Linked DNA regions of Homo sapiens: region 2 is linked to region 1. Evidence: chromatin loops called from intact Hi-C (ENCODE). Cell type or tissue: HepG2. All regions are shown on one strand. Each heading gives the region's core, and the rest is flanking DNA. Links, peaks and the distances in the headings are about the cores only.

What was found. Peaks named below come from ENCODE experiments on the same cell type or tissue, not always from the same donor. Only the 100,000 strongest peaks of a DNase experiment are listed, where the experiment ranks them.
Region 2: a loop joins it to region 1, with 1.9 times the contacts of the local background. A loop is called at or near these places in 1 of 110 quality-filtered maps.

Annotation. Positions count from the first base shown.
Region 1 is chr9:72,922,188-72,930,763 of GRCh38, reverse strand. It overlaps ALDH1A1 (aldehyde dehydrogenase 1 family member A1), which reads left to right. Exons shown (of 13, transcript NM_000689.5): 4 at 1,743-1,872; 5 at 3,587-3,648; 6 at 5,152-5,280; 7 at 6,632-6,745. Among named protein-coding and RNA genes, the nearest start is that of ALDH1A1, 27 kb to the left of the region's middle. In HepG2, for the core only: no CTCF peak of the experiment used is centred there; a DNase peak (open chromatin) is centred at 5,143.
Region 2 is chr9:72,992,799-73,001,374 of GRCh38, reverse strand. No RefSeq gene overlaps it. Among named protein-coding and RNA genes, the nearest start is that of ALDH1A1, 44 kb to the right of the region's middle. In HepG2, for the core only: no CTCF peak of the experiment used is centred there; a DNase peak (open chromatin) is centred at 3,474; H3K4me3 peaks cover 943 bases.

The DNA.
Region 1 (8,576 bases), core at 2,324-7,323:
AACATTTTTTGTCCCAATGAATAGGCCCCTTAACATTGAACTATTCTCAAATAGTAATCTGCATTTCAATTCTGGATGATGTTAATTTCTGCTCCCATAATAGATTCTACGGTCTAAACTTTAGCAAACCCAAGTTAAACCAAATTTTAGAAATTTCTTTACCTTAAAACTTCTCAGAGGTTTCAATAAGATCACATGAAGTTTGAGTCTCCTAGAATGATATATTAGGTTTATTCAAGCATTTGACCACTGAGCTCTTTTGATGGAAAAACTCAAGTTTGTTAAGGGTGCCCAAAATATTTCTCTAAAATAAATCTTATTTCTCATTAGTCTAGCTCGCTAAGATATTTAATAAATGGCTACTTTTTTTCTTCCTGAAATGTGTCTGTTCACAAGGGTCATAATTAAATGATGTTCTTTTTACAGATGAAAGAGGCAAAAAATAAAAAAAATCCAATTATTAATGTGGTTTATCAAAATCATGTTTTTATGAATACTATTTTTGTTTGTTTATGTTTTAGCAGTTAGATGAGTCAGAGCATAATATAGTTGGGGGAGGGTATTTCCTTGTTTCTGTTGTCTCAATTGGGCATTATGATGAAGCCAATTTAACATAAACAAATACCAAGATCAGGTTTCAAGCAAATTTCATCTTTAGAATCTGAAAGTGGCAGTAACAAAGAAGTCTACATTTTTAAAAAATCAACATTAGCATGTATGGTTAATAGCAAGTATGGTTAATCAAAGGACCATTTATTACTCAAATATTCAACATAATTTGAAATACACAAAAATTCAGAACGAGCAGCTATGTGCAATAAAACTATAGTAATAAAAATGACCTGTAGGAAGAAAGCAGAAAATGCTAAAACTTGGCTTTTCTCAATTATCTGATTTGTTGACTGCCTGTCAGCATAAGATCCTATAGAGAGAAAAGTACAGGCATACAAAAGTCACATTTGGTTAAATTTTGACATGATAGAGAGTGTAGTACAGAAACAAATAGCTTTAACAGTTCATCACCTGTGCATTTCTGCCAGGTAACCACCCCAGCAGAATATTAGATCTCAAAGAGCTTAAGGTCCTGCTTAAGAAGAGAAGCCAAAGGGGAGATAGGTCATCTTATAATGGTTAGGGCACATGACTAGAAAATGTTTAACTTTACCTGACCATTAAAACGGCAATTATGACAATAATGGCAACACTGGTAGTTTCCTAATTAAAATTCTGCTGAAGGAAATTCATGGATGAAAAATCCAGGCATTACTTAAGTTTGTGTGAGTAGACTGTGTATATCCAGATGGAATGTAAAAATTAAAAATGATTACTGAGCCATCATTAATAGTCACTGACACTAAGTTGTCACCCACAGTTGATTACAAAATAAGAGAAACCTTGTTGGAATTCTGATAGGACTTAGAAGACTAGGTTTCATTCTCAGATGTTATGTGTATATCAAATTGTGACCGATTCCTAGAAAGCTGGTTAGCAGGAGAACATCAAAATGAGATAGAAAGAGCACTGGGGTTTAGAAATCAGAATCTCACTACCCTTTGTGCCCAGATCTTGCTATTTGACCTAAAGGAAGTCATTTTAACTCTTAAAAAGTGGAGGTTAGACAAGATGACAAGATTTCTTCTATTTCAAAAATTCCCTAGCACATGATTGCTGAAAATATTTACTACATATTTTTAATCTAAAACTTATGGAATTTTAGATTTGGTGTTTGACATGTTTTTCAGACAATGGAGTCAATGAATGGTGGAAAACTCTATTCCAATGCATATCTGAATGATTTAGCAGGCTGCATCAAAACATTGCGCTACTGTGCAGGTTGGGCTGACAAGATCCAGGGCCGTACAATACCAATTGGTAAGTATCTTTGAGAAACCACTAATGGTGAGGATAGGAGCGAGGAGTTTACTATAGAGCTGAATAATTTCAAACTCTCCCTTTTAAAGATGTCAACCAAATAAGGCAAAATTATTTTCCTCTTGACTTTGAGACAACACAGTTTTCAACTTAGAAGTTCTATTAAAATTCATAAAAGGTCTTTTAAAGTTGTTTCAGCATAATCATGAAGATAACATTATAGATATTTTAGAAAATGTCAAAGTAAGAACATTCCTTTGGCAGTAATTACTGATCTGAGGCAATTGCCTCTCTAAGGTCCCAAACTTTTTAAAGCTGACCTCTGAAATTATTTATTTGGGTTTTATTCCAATACTGACATTTATATCCTTTCTGTAATGTAATTATTTAAGCCTCTTTACATGTTCCAGTATAAGTCAGTTATGGTCATCTGTGCCTGGTCAAACTCAGTGTAGTTAGACCAGACTAATCAAACAAGCCAGTTCACACGGACTCGTTTCAAATATCTTCAAAGCAAGATGGGACTGTGTTTGCAGCCTAAGTTAAGGGTTTGTGTGTGTGAATCTGTACGTATGTGTTATTTTAGTGGGGTATGCACATAATGGAGTAGAAATACTAAAGATATTTCATGTGAAACATGAAAACACACACATTTAGGAAACAGTATGGGTGGAATTTAATTCAGGCAAACCTATGAACTTTAGGAATACAATACCCTCCAGGACTGGCCCTGATGTGCACTTCCAATCCAATTGGAGCATGCAGGAGGTCAGAAGTGATAGCAGAAAGTTGAGAGGAGAGTAAGACCTCGGTGGTACTAAGAAATGTGGCTACTTTAGAACTGTCCTACTTTACTCCGGGACAAAATGGGAGAAGTCACTTAAAACACAAATAGATCTTGATGAAGAGAGTCCTTGCTGAAACCAGGAAGCTTCTGTGGGAACTAGAACAGAATTGAATGTAAAGCATAATGTATCTCTCTGGATGACCACATTAAACTTCGGGGCACATAAATTGGTCAAATTTAGATTGAAAATAAATGTCTTATACTCCTGTCATTTTCTTCATGTATTTAGAGAATTTGCTATTATTGTTTGGTAGGCAAATAAAATACATTTTAGAACAAGTCAGTAGGAAAGGCTTATTACTCATAGGGAGATTTTCTTTTTAATTCTACTGTTTTTAATTTTACTATTTCTAAAAATTATATTATAACTTTTAAAAAGAATTCTCTTATTGGTAGAACTTTGAGCTACCAGAAACAAATTGGAATGTGGTTCTTCTCTTCGCCAGAGACCTCCTACTTCCTTTCTCGTCCCTTTTTTATAACACTTAGAGAATAAAGATAATTTTCAAATCAGGCCTCCTAGAAGATGAAAGGTGGAATTAATTATCTTTCAGATTTTTGCCAATTTTGCCTCTTTGATTTCACCTAACTCAATTTTATGGTTCCTATCATTTCGAATTACTATTTTAGGGCTTCACTTACCATTTTGGGAATAGTTGGAGATATAGATGGTCTCGATCTCTTGACCTCGTGATCTGCCTGCCTCGGCCTCCCAAAGTGCTGGGATTACAGGCGTGAGCCACCACACCTGGCCAGATATATGTTTTTAAAATTATTGTCTACACCTTTCTCTCACATCACCAACCACCATTTTGTGAATGTCAAATACATTTGTTTATATATGATTGTGTGTGTTTTATTTTTCAGATGGAAATTTTTTTACATATACAAGACATGAACCTATTGGTGTATGTGGCCAAATCATTCCTGTAAGCTTTTCTCCTATATAATTCTCAATTTTAAAAAGAAGAGTTCTTATTCTATCTAATGATGAAGCTTTCTCTAAAACAGATGGATGCTTATGTATTTGTTAAATGTGGAGTAAATGTAAGATTTGTTGAACTTGGTCTCCCTGTGACTAAACTTCTTGCATATGAATTAGGTAGTCCGAAAACCTATCTATATTCTGGCATATCTCTTGAGAATGTTTTAATACTACATCATCCATAAATGTTAACCCTTTACTCTATGGGTTGTTTTATTAAAAGTTGTATTATGTACTCTTTATAAGAGCCAAGCTTTACATGTATATGGCAAGGTGCTCTCCACTGCACATCTGCAGGATAGCATTTTGGTGGAATGTAGTGGGGCCTACTATTCTCCAACGCACTTTCTCATTGAGACATCTCATCATGCAGAACAGTAGCTCCCAGAGTGTTCAACTCATGACACACATTTTTTAATCAAAATGGAAAAAAGAATACCAGAGGCATTTGAAGCACTGCATGGAATATATTTTACCTTTAGATAAGAGGCTCAGATCCTCCATATTACTCTTAGAGGAAAGTAGCCTTTTTAAGAGGATTGTGAAGATTTTTTAAGCCCAACAAACAGGACACTATCTAAATGATTTTATTTTAACTGACATGCTTTAAAAGGCCAAACAAAAAAATGGTAGCGAAGTCCTTATGTGAAGAAATGGTCAAGACTTATCTTTGGCTCCAATGAGATTGAAATATATTCATATCAATATTTTAGTGAAATTGCTTATTAATTCAAAAGTCCCAATAAATCGATAAAAACTATATAATTATGAACACTGATAATAGCTGATATGTACTACTTGTCTATGCTAGACCAGTCATTGTGTTGAGCCCCTGGCCCTCTTTCTTGGTTAATGCTCAAGACAGCCTTCTGAGGCAGAGAGGACTATTATCAGCACTCACAGATTATGAAATCAGATACAGAGAGCACGTAACCTGTGTGAGTTCACATGGCTGGTCAGTGATTGAGCTGAGATTTGAACCCAAGTACTTGGCCTCTGGACCCTGGACATCTTTGTCTTTAGCAAGGTATTTTTCCTGGAAATAAAAGCTACTAAATAATATTATTGGGTAAATAATTACAATAAATGACTTATGGAGAAGGAGAGTAATCATCCTTTTTAAACATTTTTAGATAACTTACAGTGTGCTCCATAATAAGCCAAACCATGCAGTGATTTTTTTTTTCCTGGTAGAAAAAGAACTCAACAGTACTTGATTAAATTTTGAGGTTCTCTCCTATTTCCTTCTCATATCTCATATCTGGTTTATTCAGAGCGTTTTAGCATTTACTAGTTGCTTTTAGCAATGAAGTATAATATGCCAGATGATTTCACAAAACTACGCAATTATTACATAACATCTACAGGGGGTGTATAATATGGAAGTTGGATTAGCAAATATGCCTTTTGCAATACAAAGAATCTATTGTTACATATTGCTTTCTAGTGGAATTTCCCGTTGGTTATGCTCATTTGGAAGATAGGGCCTGCACTGAGCTGTGGAAACACAGTGGTTGTCAAACCAGCAGAGCAAACTCCTCTCACTGCTCTCCACGTGGCATCTTTAATAAAAGAGGTAAGTCTCCCGAAATCAAAATATGCTCAAGAACTCAAGAATCCTAAATTACAATAGGAAGACCTCATTTGTTGCTACTATAAAGTACATTATTTACAGATGGCTCCTGTCCAGTGGGGGGAATACATTTAGCATGACGGCTGGCTGCAATTTCTGGCAGTCACCCCAAATTCATCTCTGCCCAAATGCAGACAGGAAGCCAAACACAAAGGTTTGGTGTCAAACAGTCAACTTGGGATCACATTTTTGCTTCTTTGTCCAACTCTCATGAACATAAATTCATGTTGAAATTAATGTAGCATTCTTTCAAATGTTGAAACATTAAGTTGGTTTGTACCTGCCACTGATGGCCTAGTGTTTTCTGCAAAATTGTGTAAACTAATCTATGTAAGGTTGAAAGGGCCTCTATGCCAATATGCTTGTTTGTAATATTGGGCCACATTATTTCCAAACACTTTTCAATCTACTCATGAGTGGATATGTTTATATTCAGTTTTCTATTATGAGTTCCTCTGCATTTATCTTCCTGTTCAAAAACAGTAAAAGAACATGTAAAACATTTTCATCAGCTATCTAGATTGTGTTAATATACTTGCAAACAATTCATTGTCCTTTTTTCTTCATCTTACCAAATCTTAAAAAATAAATGTTAATCACTAGAAACTTAAAGTTACAAAACTGAACTTATCTTTTAAAGATATTATTTATTGAAATTAAAAACAGGGAAAAGAGATGTCAAAATGAAACATTTCGATGCAAATAACATGAAATTGTAATGTGCCCAACTCAGTTCCCATGCCTTCACCTGAATTCTTTAATGAAGATTGAAATCAACCTGTGATGTTGAATCATGAATGGGATGACAGTATTTACTTAACAATTTACTAAGTAATGCCAATGGGAATTTGCAACTCAGCAGTTATGCCCTCAACAATCAACAACAGCTAGGAACTAAAAAATGTTAGATCCCTTCAGCTTCTTATTTTTGCTGATGGGAATAATAAACATGTTACTTACTTTCTACATAAGTAACTTACCAAACACTTTTTTACATACAATCTTTTTGAGTTAGCATTATGAAATTTGAAAGAGCCATCACTGGAGCAATGATTCATAGAGTATGGACTTACCCTGACAAGAAATTGTCCTTTAATAATGCAACCCTTGAAGTTATTCTCTTATGTGTGCTTAGAAATGACATAATAAGACTAAAGAATAGAGCCAGTTGGGTGAATTATTTTTTTCTAGAGCATCTCATAAGGTTGGCATTAAGAGACAATCTCAATCCCCTACTCTCCTCCTTTTTGAATTAAATTCTTATACTGTAACTTTTAAACTTTTTATCTTTTAGGCAGGGTTTCCTCCTGGAGTAGTGAATATTGTTCCTGGTTATGGGCCTACAGCAGGGGCAGCCATTTCTTCTCACATGGATATAGACAAAGTAGCCTTCACAGGATCAACAGAGGTAATATTATTTACTCAGGGCAAAAGTTAAGAATGTCTGCATTGCCAGCTATGAAGTATGTTTTATGTAACTATTTTTGAGCCAACAATTTTAAAACAAAAACTCTTTTTAATGATTTGTTACTTATTTTAGCCTTCAAACATATGGATAGAATATAAGCAGATGTAGTTTGAATGACATGATGCACCTATTTTAAATCAGAATGAGAGTAAACTATTTTTAGTATGTTCATTACTTTCTCTGACGAGAAATATGGCTGCTGAGACCTTGTCATATTATTAGGAAGATTTATAATAGAAAATTAGGCCATAGTGATTTGTATGAATGAATATGATTTTATCCTATAGGTTATGAAAATTAAATAGTAGAGTCTCACCCTTTGCACCTTATTTGGGGTTGTCTTTCTCCTGGACACTGTGAAAGAGAGCCAGAAACTCAGCTTCCCTCAGTGGTACCTAGACTAACTTTTCTGCCTCTCTGGCTTGAACTTGACCATCCTAAAGGTTAAAGAAAAAGACCCCAACCACAAAGGAGAAGTGGCGGGCAGGAGGGAGAGCAGACTAGAAGGTGAAGTTTGGGAAAATAGATCCCCATTTATTGATGATGTTCTATCCTAAGCAAAAGAAAGTGGTGGAAGCATACTGTACCATGCAAAAAAAATTATTGAGTCATTCTATTAAATTACGTGACTTTGTTAGATGCTCAGTGCAAAAATGTTATTCATTGGTACACAGTATAGACAGTGAAGAGTGAGCTTCACTCCATCTTAGAAAGCTGCTGACAACAAGAGACCAGGCAGGGTGTGATAAGGTACTAAGGCATGTACAAAATGCTGTAAAAAAGGTTCACAAGAAGGAATGATGATGTCCAAATGGGTACTAGAACTAGCTCTGGGTTTTGAGGAATTGTTACTTTTTTAACTTCCTGGAAGTTGAGAAGCAAAAAAGACATTCCAGATAGTGTGGTGAGCATAATTTGATTATTTTATAATCTTAATTATTTACTCCAGAATAAAGGCAAATTTACATAGCAAAAAGAAATGGTGGAAAATCAAACTTTATTTTTCTTGGTCTTTTTAAAATGAAGTAAATAAATATATATATGTCTTCTTTGTTTTTCACAGACGTAGAGTAAAAAAAGTTTGCATTCTGCAACTCCCTAATTGAGATAGGGAAAAGCAAACCCCACAGTCAAGATTTATTGTAGACAGAACAAGTGGGAATGTTCAAGATATGGCAATACATTTAAAAATGGTGACACCACAGGTTGAAATCATACCAGAGGAATAAAGGTGAAAATTCCTCAGCCTAGAATTCTAGACCCTCCCCAATAGGGAATCCATGTGCCTGTTGAGGTCTGTCCAACCCATGGCCAGGGATGGCTTTGAATGTAGCCCGACACATTTTTTTTTCATTCTCATCAGCTATCTTTACTGTTAGTGTATTTTTTGTGTGGCCCAAGACAATTCTTCTTCCCATGTAGCCCAGGGAAGCCAAAAGATTGAACAACCCTGGTCTAGATCCTATGCCTACTCCTTCTCCAGGTCATCTGGACCAGGAGCTACTGTTTGCTGATCTCATCTTCAGCATCAGTTTGTCTTCGCTCATCCATGATCCCCTATAACATTGGGGGAGCACTTTACCTACTTAAAAAAATCCCTGGAGATTAAAAGTCTAGAAAATATCTTGGTTTAAATTCTGACTCTACCCCTCCTAGCAGTGTGTCTTTAAAAAGTTAAGTAGCCTTACTAAATTTGAGTTTCTTCATTTGTAAAATGGAGATGAGATCAAATTTACTGAGTTGTACAGAATACAATTAAATGAGCTAATGA
Region 2 (8,576 bases), core at 1,116-6,115, 72 kb before region 1:
TGGGAGGCTGAGGTGGGAGGATCACTTGAGCCCAAGAGTTCAAAACTAGCCTGGGCAACATAGCAAGACCCCATCTCTACAAATATATATTTTTAAATAATCAAGGATGGTGGTCTATGCCTGTGGTCCCAGCTACTGAGGAGGCTGAGGCAGGAGGATTGAGCCCAGGAGGTTGAGGCTGCAGTGAGACATGATTGTGCCACTGCGCTCCAGCCTGGGTAACAGAGTGAGTTACTGTCTCAAAAAAACAAACAAATAAGTAAATATATAAAATTAAAATTAAAGATGGGACATCAATGTAGAACCTATGAACATTAAAGAAAATAAAGGAATATTATGAACAGCTCTATACCCCAAAATTCTACCAATTTCTTGAAAGACACAATGTGCCAAAATGTACACAAGAATAAATAGACAATATGAATAGGCTTATATGTAATAAAGAAATTGAATCAATAATTAATAACCTTCTAAAACACAACACCCTAAGTTGGTTCCCCAGTGAATTCTGTCAAACATTTAAGGAAGAAATTGTATCAATTTTCTACATCTCTTCCAGAAGCTAGAAGCAGAGAGAATACTTCATACCTCATTTAATGAGGCCAGCATTATCTCAGTATCAAAACCAGAAAAAGACATTATAATAATCAAAAACAAATTTTAGAACTAGTGATTATAGCAAGGTTGCAGGATATGAGGTTAATATGCAAAAGTCAATTGCATTCTTATATACTAGCGATGAACAAGTGGAATTTCAAACTAAAAACTTGTTAGCATTTACATTAGCACTCCATAAAAAATGGAATACTTTAAATGTAAACAAAATATGTACAAGATCTATATGAGGAAAACTGCACAACACTTATGAAAGATAACAAAAAGAATTAAACAAATGAAGAGATATTTCACTTTTATAGCTAGAAAGACTCAATATTATCAAGATATAAATTCTCACAAATTGATTTATAGAGTGAATAAAATTACAAACAAAATTCCAGCAAGTTATCTTGTGGATTTTGACAAACTGTTTCTAATGTTTACATGGAGGGGCAGAAGACCCAGAAGAGCCAATTTTATGTTGAAGAAGAGAAACAAAATGGGAGGGCCTGCACTACTAGACTTCAAGACTACAGTAAAGCTTCAGTAATCAAGACAGTATGGCACTGGCAAAACGATAGATAAATACATTAATGGAACACAATAGAGAGCCCAGAAATAGACCCACATACATAGAGTCAACTAATCCTTGACAAAGGAACAAAGGCAATACAAGGAAGCAAAGATAGTCTTTTCAACAAACAGTGCTGGGACAAATGGAAGTCCGCATGCCAAAAAATAAGTCTAGGTATATGCCTTACAGCCTTCACAAAAAAATAGCTCAATGTGGACCACAGATCTAAATGTAAGAAGGCAAAACTGTAAAACTCCTAGAAGGTAACATAGGAGAAAACCTAGATGATCTTGGGTATAACACTGACTTTTTAGATACACCCTTAAAGGCATGACCCATGAAATAAATAAATAATAAGCTGAACTTTATTAAAATTAAAAACTTCTGGTCTGCAAAAGAAAATGTTTTTAACAATGAAATGGCAAGCCACAGACTGAAGAAAATATTTGCAAAAGATACATCTGATGAAGGATTATTATCCAAAATATACCAAAAAACTTTTAAAACTCAACAATAAGACAACAGACAAGTTGATTAAAATCTGGACAGAAGTCCTGAACAGACAACTCACCAAATAAAATTTACAGATGGTAATAAACAGAGGAAAAAGTGTTCAACATTCTATGTCAGTAGAAAATTGAGAATTAAAACAACAATGAGATACAACGACATACCTATTAGAATGTCCAAAATTCAAAACACTGATAATACCAAATGCTGGCAAAGGTGTGGAAGAAGAAGGGCTCTTGTTTATTGCTAGTGGGAATGCGACATGGTACCGACACTTTGGAAGATAGTTTAGCAATTGCTTATAAAACATACTTTTACCATACGATCCAGTAATCACACTCCTTGGTATTTACCCAAAAGAATTGAAAACAAGTTCACACAAAAATCTGCATATGGATGTTTACAGCAGATTTACTTATAATTGCCAACACCTGGAAGCAACCAAGATGTTCTTTGGTAGGTAAATAGTACATGTGGTACATTCGGACAATGGAATATTACTCAGTGCTGAAAAGAAATGAGTTATCAAGCCATAAAAAGACATAGAGAAAGCTTAAATGCATATCATTAAGTGAAAAATATCAGTCTGAAAACGCTACATACTGTATGACTACAACTACAGGGAAGTCTGGAAAAGGCTAAATTTTGCGGTAAAATGATTAGTGGTTGCCAGGGTTTGCAGGAGGAGAGAAGAATAGTCACAGCACAGAGGACTTTTAGGGCAGTGAAACTGTTCTGTATGATAGTGCAATGATGGAGCCATGTCATTATACATTTGCCCAAACCCGCAGAATGCAGAACACCAAGAGCGAACCCTAGTGTGAACTACGGACTTGGGGTGATAATGATGTGTCAGTGCAGGTTCATCAATTGTAACCAATGCACCCTTCTGGTGTGGGAAGTCAAATAGCTGGCAGTTGTGCCTCTGTGGAGAAAGAGGGTGTATGGGAGTTCTCTACACTTTCCACTCAATTTTGCTATGATGTTAAAATTTATTGTATATCCTTAATTAAGAACCTATTATTCCCCCAAATTTTGCTAGATGTTGAAAATTCGAGGATGAGCAAGATATCGTTTGTATTTCCCTAGATCTTGGATTCATTTGGAACAATATTCACGTAAACAAAGAACTGTAAAAAAAGTGATGAAATTGCCACAATGCAGGTATATAAAAATGTTCACCTCGTTTATGCATTCTCATTTTTCAATTATACTTAATATAAAAAATATTTAAATGTTTTCATGCATTTGTATGCCTTCAGTCATCAAGTAAAATGTATTTTAATGTTACTACTGATATTTTTTCTAAGAAAGGTAGCTTATAAAAATGACAAGTTAAATGAATTTTTAGTTCACTTCTAAATATTATTATTTTAAAATGAAGAATAACTTGTAGAATTATATGTATATGTTATATTTAATAATATAAAGAATCATCTATATATTATATTTAATAATATGCTTAATAATAAATTATATTTAAGAATATAATTATACATACCTAATTACATTTTATATTTCTATTGGAAAAGCTTTTTAAAAAATGCTTTGTGGAATTTTCCCCTCTCTTCTCACTCTTACACCTTCCCTTCCTCAGTGTCAAAGCAAGTAAAGTCTTACATTTTTAAAAATAGAAATAATAACAATAACAAAAAAGGAAAGGAAAGAAAGTCAGAAACACAACATTAACAGAATGCATATTTAACCAAGTCTGGGAGATCAAGCCAGACAGCACTTGGTAAATACTCTTTGGAGACAGTAATGCTCAAAGGTTGTGTTTGCTGTTGTGCTTGACGTTTGTTTTGCGTGTGATCTAAGACACCAGATGACCAGTAATCTCACTTGCCCTTTCTTTTTCTACTCTCTGTGGGCTCTGCATACACCTCCTTCCCCTGCAACCTTGCCTGCCCCTGGCCATCGCCCAGCTCACTGTTCTTCCAAAGATGTCTGGGATGGTTAGGATTCAGCAGGTCACACCTTAGCCTGTCAGGACCTGGCGCCTCCCGTGCCCAGCATTAGTCCATCGCTTCATTTCACCTCCAAAGAGCCCAGCGACAAGTCTGCCTTGTTAGACACAGATCTCAGTGAGCCCAAGGCAGCCAGCAGTTTCCCGTTTGGTTTCCTGTCATATCTCCTTATGTTTTGGCAGTCTGAGATATCCACAGTTCCTATTAACCTCAGCAAGGGCCATGCCAAGGAGGATGAATTGCTGGGGTAGACGACTTCACTCAAGGGCTGTAACATTCAGTCTGCACAAGGTCAGCATTTACAAACTGAGTATGGTTGGGTTTTAGTTTGGTTTATTTCAAATCCCCAGCCTTTTACTAAAGTTATGCAAGTTAAGGGAACCTGTCCATGGCACTTCGGTTTACAAGGTTTAATTTAACTTATCACACATTATCAGTTTTGAGCTTCACAACAATCCTGCAAGATAGATGGGTAAATATTTCCCACATTCCATTGGATTTCATTCATTTGTTATCCATTCATTCATTTAACAAACTTCTTTGAGAATCTGCTCTGTATCTAGCACTGCACTTGGAGTGGAACTACAGACTAACATGTTCTTACTCTCTATGGACTGCTAGTCTTACAAGAGAAGCAAAGAATTGGGTAAATTCTGCACAAAATGCTATTACAGATATAAGCAAAAAGCAGAGAAGAGTGTACCCAGTAAAGTGGGTAAGATAGATGCTCAGAGGAGGTGATGCTGAGTTGGAATCTGAAGAAATAAGACTTTGCCAGGAAAACAAATACAAGACCCTAACATATTGTGCCCCTATTTAGTACTCCCATGAACCCTAAAACATTCTAATTCATATGACTGCCTCTTTTCAGATTCAGTCTAGGTTTAAGGCAGTTATAAGAATGAGGCAGTCAATTAGCAAATAACTGGCACAAATGAGACAAAAACTCATTCCATATGACTTAGTGTGTTTTCATGAATCAAGAGTATTTTCCTAGGAGGAGCTAATTCTGTTTCAAAGAAAGCATTGAAGGTAGAGAAGAGATAAATTATAAACAGATAATTTCAACCTAATTATCTCCCAGATAACAAAAATGGACAAGATTTCCCACTCATATTTTAAATAAGGCTTATTATATGGTGAAGGTTTTGAGTTTTATGAAGCACAGGCTTCACATTTTTTGCCAAATAAAAATGGTGCTCGATTTATAGTTAAATTTCATCCCGAAGAATTTTTTTTTCAGGAAGCATTAAAGAAATTCTACCCAGCCAGAGTACTTTTTAAAGTCATTTTATTGAATAATGAGAGGAAGTGAAACATATAAAAGAATGTCAATGCTTTCCTCTTGTAGTCTTTCCTGGAAAAACAGTTGAAAAAACTTTACGAAAGATCACTAAGAAAGATTACTCATTGGAAAACCATGGTCTGTCTCAATAGATCATGCCAGGTCTATCAAGATTTGCTGTGTGGCTCTGGACACTTCACTTTACCAGAGTGAGTCCTTCTGTCTTCTCTTGTATGTCATAGGTACTGGTCACAATTGTATTCCAATTTACAGTGTTTCAGTCACTAAATTAAATGATGTATGGGATATAATTTGAAACACAAAATACTATGCATAATGAAGTACTAAAAAGAAGAATGTTTGCATTTATTATTATACATTAAATATGTTGTGGAATTAATGAAGAATGATGCGATTATTAGTAGACATTTGAGGGAAAGATTTGATGTAGACATCTCAATAAAACTTAATGTTTTCTTATGGGTAGATTATAATAACTCCTGTTACGTTACCTGCAATTCATTTTAAATACTTCATCATAGATTGTATGATACAGGCATACCCTGGAGATACTGTGGGTTTGGTTCCAGATCACCACAATAAAGTGAGTCACGCAAATTTTTTATTTTCTAGTGCATATAAAAGTTATGTTTACCCTTTACGGTAGTCTATTAAGTGTGGGCTAGCATTATGTCTACCAAAGAATTATACATACCTTAATTAAAAATGCTTTATTACTTAAAAAAAAAAACAACTCTTTTCAATGAAAAAAGTTAGGACTTTTCTCTGCATTGGGCTTTGGTTTAAGGGAACATTGTGGCCAGTTTGATCTTCTTTCCAAAACACTAAAACTTTCTCCATATCAGCAATAGGCTGTTTGCTTTCTTATCATTCATGTGTTCACTGGAGTAGCACTTTCAATTTCCTTCAAGGACATTTTCTTTGCATTCACAGCTTGGCTAACTGTTTGGCCCAAGAGGCCTAGCCGTTGGCCTATCTTGACTTCTGACACACCTTCCTCACTAAGCTTAATCATTCTAGCTTCTCATTTAAAGTGAGAAATGTGCAACACTTAGTTTCACTTGAACACTTAAAGCCCATTGTAGGTTTATACATTGACCTAATTTCAATATTGTCGTGTCTCAGAGAATAGGGAAGCTTGAGGAGAAGGAGAGAGATGGGGGAATGGCTATTTGGTGGAGCAGAACACACACAACATTTATCAATTAAGTTCACCCAGTTACACTGGCATGGCTCATAGCACTCCAAAATAATTACAGTAGAAACATCAAAGATCACTGATCACAGATCTTCATAACAGCTATGAAATAATAAAAAAGTTTGAAATATTGCAAGAATTACCAAAATGTGACATGGAGACATGAAGTGAGCACATGCTGTTCGAAAAGTGGTGCCCATAGACTTGCTTGAGGCGAAGTTGTCACAAACCTTCAATTTGTAAAAAATGCAGTATCTGTGACATACAATGAAGTGAAGTGCAATAAAACAAAATATGCCATAGATGAGTGAATAAGTTAACTGTACTCTACTTGCTAGAGTGAATTGTTAACATTCGAAATATTATAATTAGAGATCTACTCTCCAGGAATGGTTAGAGCATTTGAAAGATCGTGGCCGGGCGCTGTGGCTCACGGCTGTAATCCCAGCACTTTGGGAGGCTGAGACGGGCAGATCACGAGGTCAGGAGTTCGAAACCAGCCTGGCCAACACAGTGAAACCCTGTCTCTACCAAAAAATACAAAAATTAGCCGGGTCTGGTGGCATGCCCCTCTAGTCCCAGCTACTCAGGAGGCTGAGGCAGGAGAATCACTTGAACCCGGGAGGCAGAGGTTGCAGTGAGCCGAGACGGCAGCATTGCACTCCAGCCTGGGGGACAGAGCAAGACTGTCTCAAAAACAAACAAACAAACAAACAAAAATGAAAGAAAGATCACAGTCATTATTTCATAACTTAGGTTATTCCAAGTGCAATGACTTCACATCACAATGACTCCAATATCACTACCTCCATCTGCATTTGAACAGAAGAGCTCTTTGAAACACATTTTTCCATTTTGAGAACCTGAGGAGCCAGGGTCCTAACATCCTTAAAAGCTGTGTCCTAGTCTTAGGACTCCTGTTCTTGTCTGTGGGCCACTGTTGTAATAAAGGATTCACCTAATTACACCTAGATGACTAGCAAATTTTTCCTCAAGACTATTGTCACTTGGCTTCCAGAGAATATTTTGTGCAAAGTACTGGTCAGTGCTTGAAGGGCAGAGAGATGGAATTTCACTTACTTTAAAGAACTGATTATTTGAATGTTTTTGTACCTACTTGACAATAAATCTGTCGTATGCTGGATTTTGTCAGAAACTGGCTTTCCTGTAACATCCCACCTGGTATGTTAGAGAGAGAGAAAATAGAGCTTATAGCTACTTCTAATGTGGGGAAAGAGGGAGAGAAGCGAGGGTACTAGAAAATCAACTGAAAGAGCCTAAAAATGGTGAATGGAAAAACTGCCTAAATGCACTTTACCAAAATTATCTTTTTAGTATTATTGGGAATATCAATCCAAATTTTTCTTACAAATGTGCCAAGCATCTACTATGAACTGCAGGTGTTGAAGAAATGATTAGTGTCCTACATATGAGTTCCTATTTGAAAGACTTCAAATATTTCTTGAAAGCATTGAGGAATTAATGAGATTCCACTTTTATAAATCTTGAGTCGTGTAGCCTACCTTATCTCCTTTTTTACTTTGGCTTCCAGAAAATTCTGTGTTACATTTGATGTTCAATTATGTGTCCCCTAATATCATCCAAACAGCTTTCATTTTCGTTTTCTTCCCTTATGTGGCCTTTATTTTTAATTCTGATAATATTGCTCTATATTTTATATAATACTTAATTTGTATTTAAGTTTGGCTGCCTTATATCCTTTGTAGAACCACAAGGATTCAAAATACAAACATATACTTACAAATAAACTTATATATAAAGTGGATTTCAAACAAGACTGCTATAGAATTCTGTAACACTAAGTAAGATTACCTCTTCTCTACCAGTTTATTTTCATAGTAAATAATTGAAAATTCAGAGAAATGAGTGAACATTAGAAGCAGCAGTATAAAAGTTGAGCACTCATTGTAAAAGAAATACATTTTAATGAGTTGTAAATCATGGGAAAATAGAAAGTGTGAACATTTCAAATAAGAAATTTCCTTAATGCACATTTATAATTAAAGGTTTCCTCAAACAATAAAATTAAAAGTTCTCATTATACTTTTACATAATGTCTTTTAAAATATATTGTAATACTTTAGTTTTTTCTAAATTTTCTATACTTGGAAAAAACTTGCTGAGCACAGATTTTTATATCAATAAGTTATTTTTCTATTCCTGCCACCTCTACTCCTCCCATCTCCAAGCTAATGATAAATAGAGAATTAAATGTAAGAAAAGTCTTAATGTCATTATGAAACTTGGGCTGCTCTTCTGTAGGTGCTGAAATTCTTCCTTCTAGAAAGTCAGGAACATTTATTCAGATGGGCTACAGCCATTGATTGGTTAGTCTTGCTTTCAACATTTATGAAGCTGTGGCCCAATTTGTCCTTTTAACATTTATTTCCTTTGTACCCAACA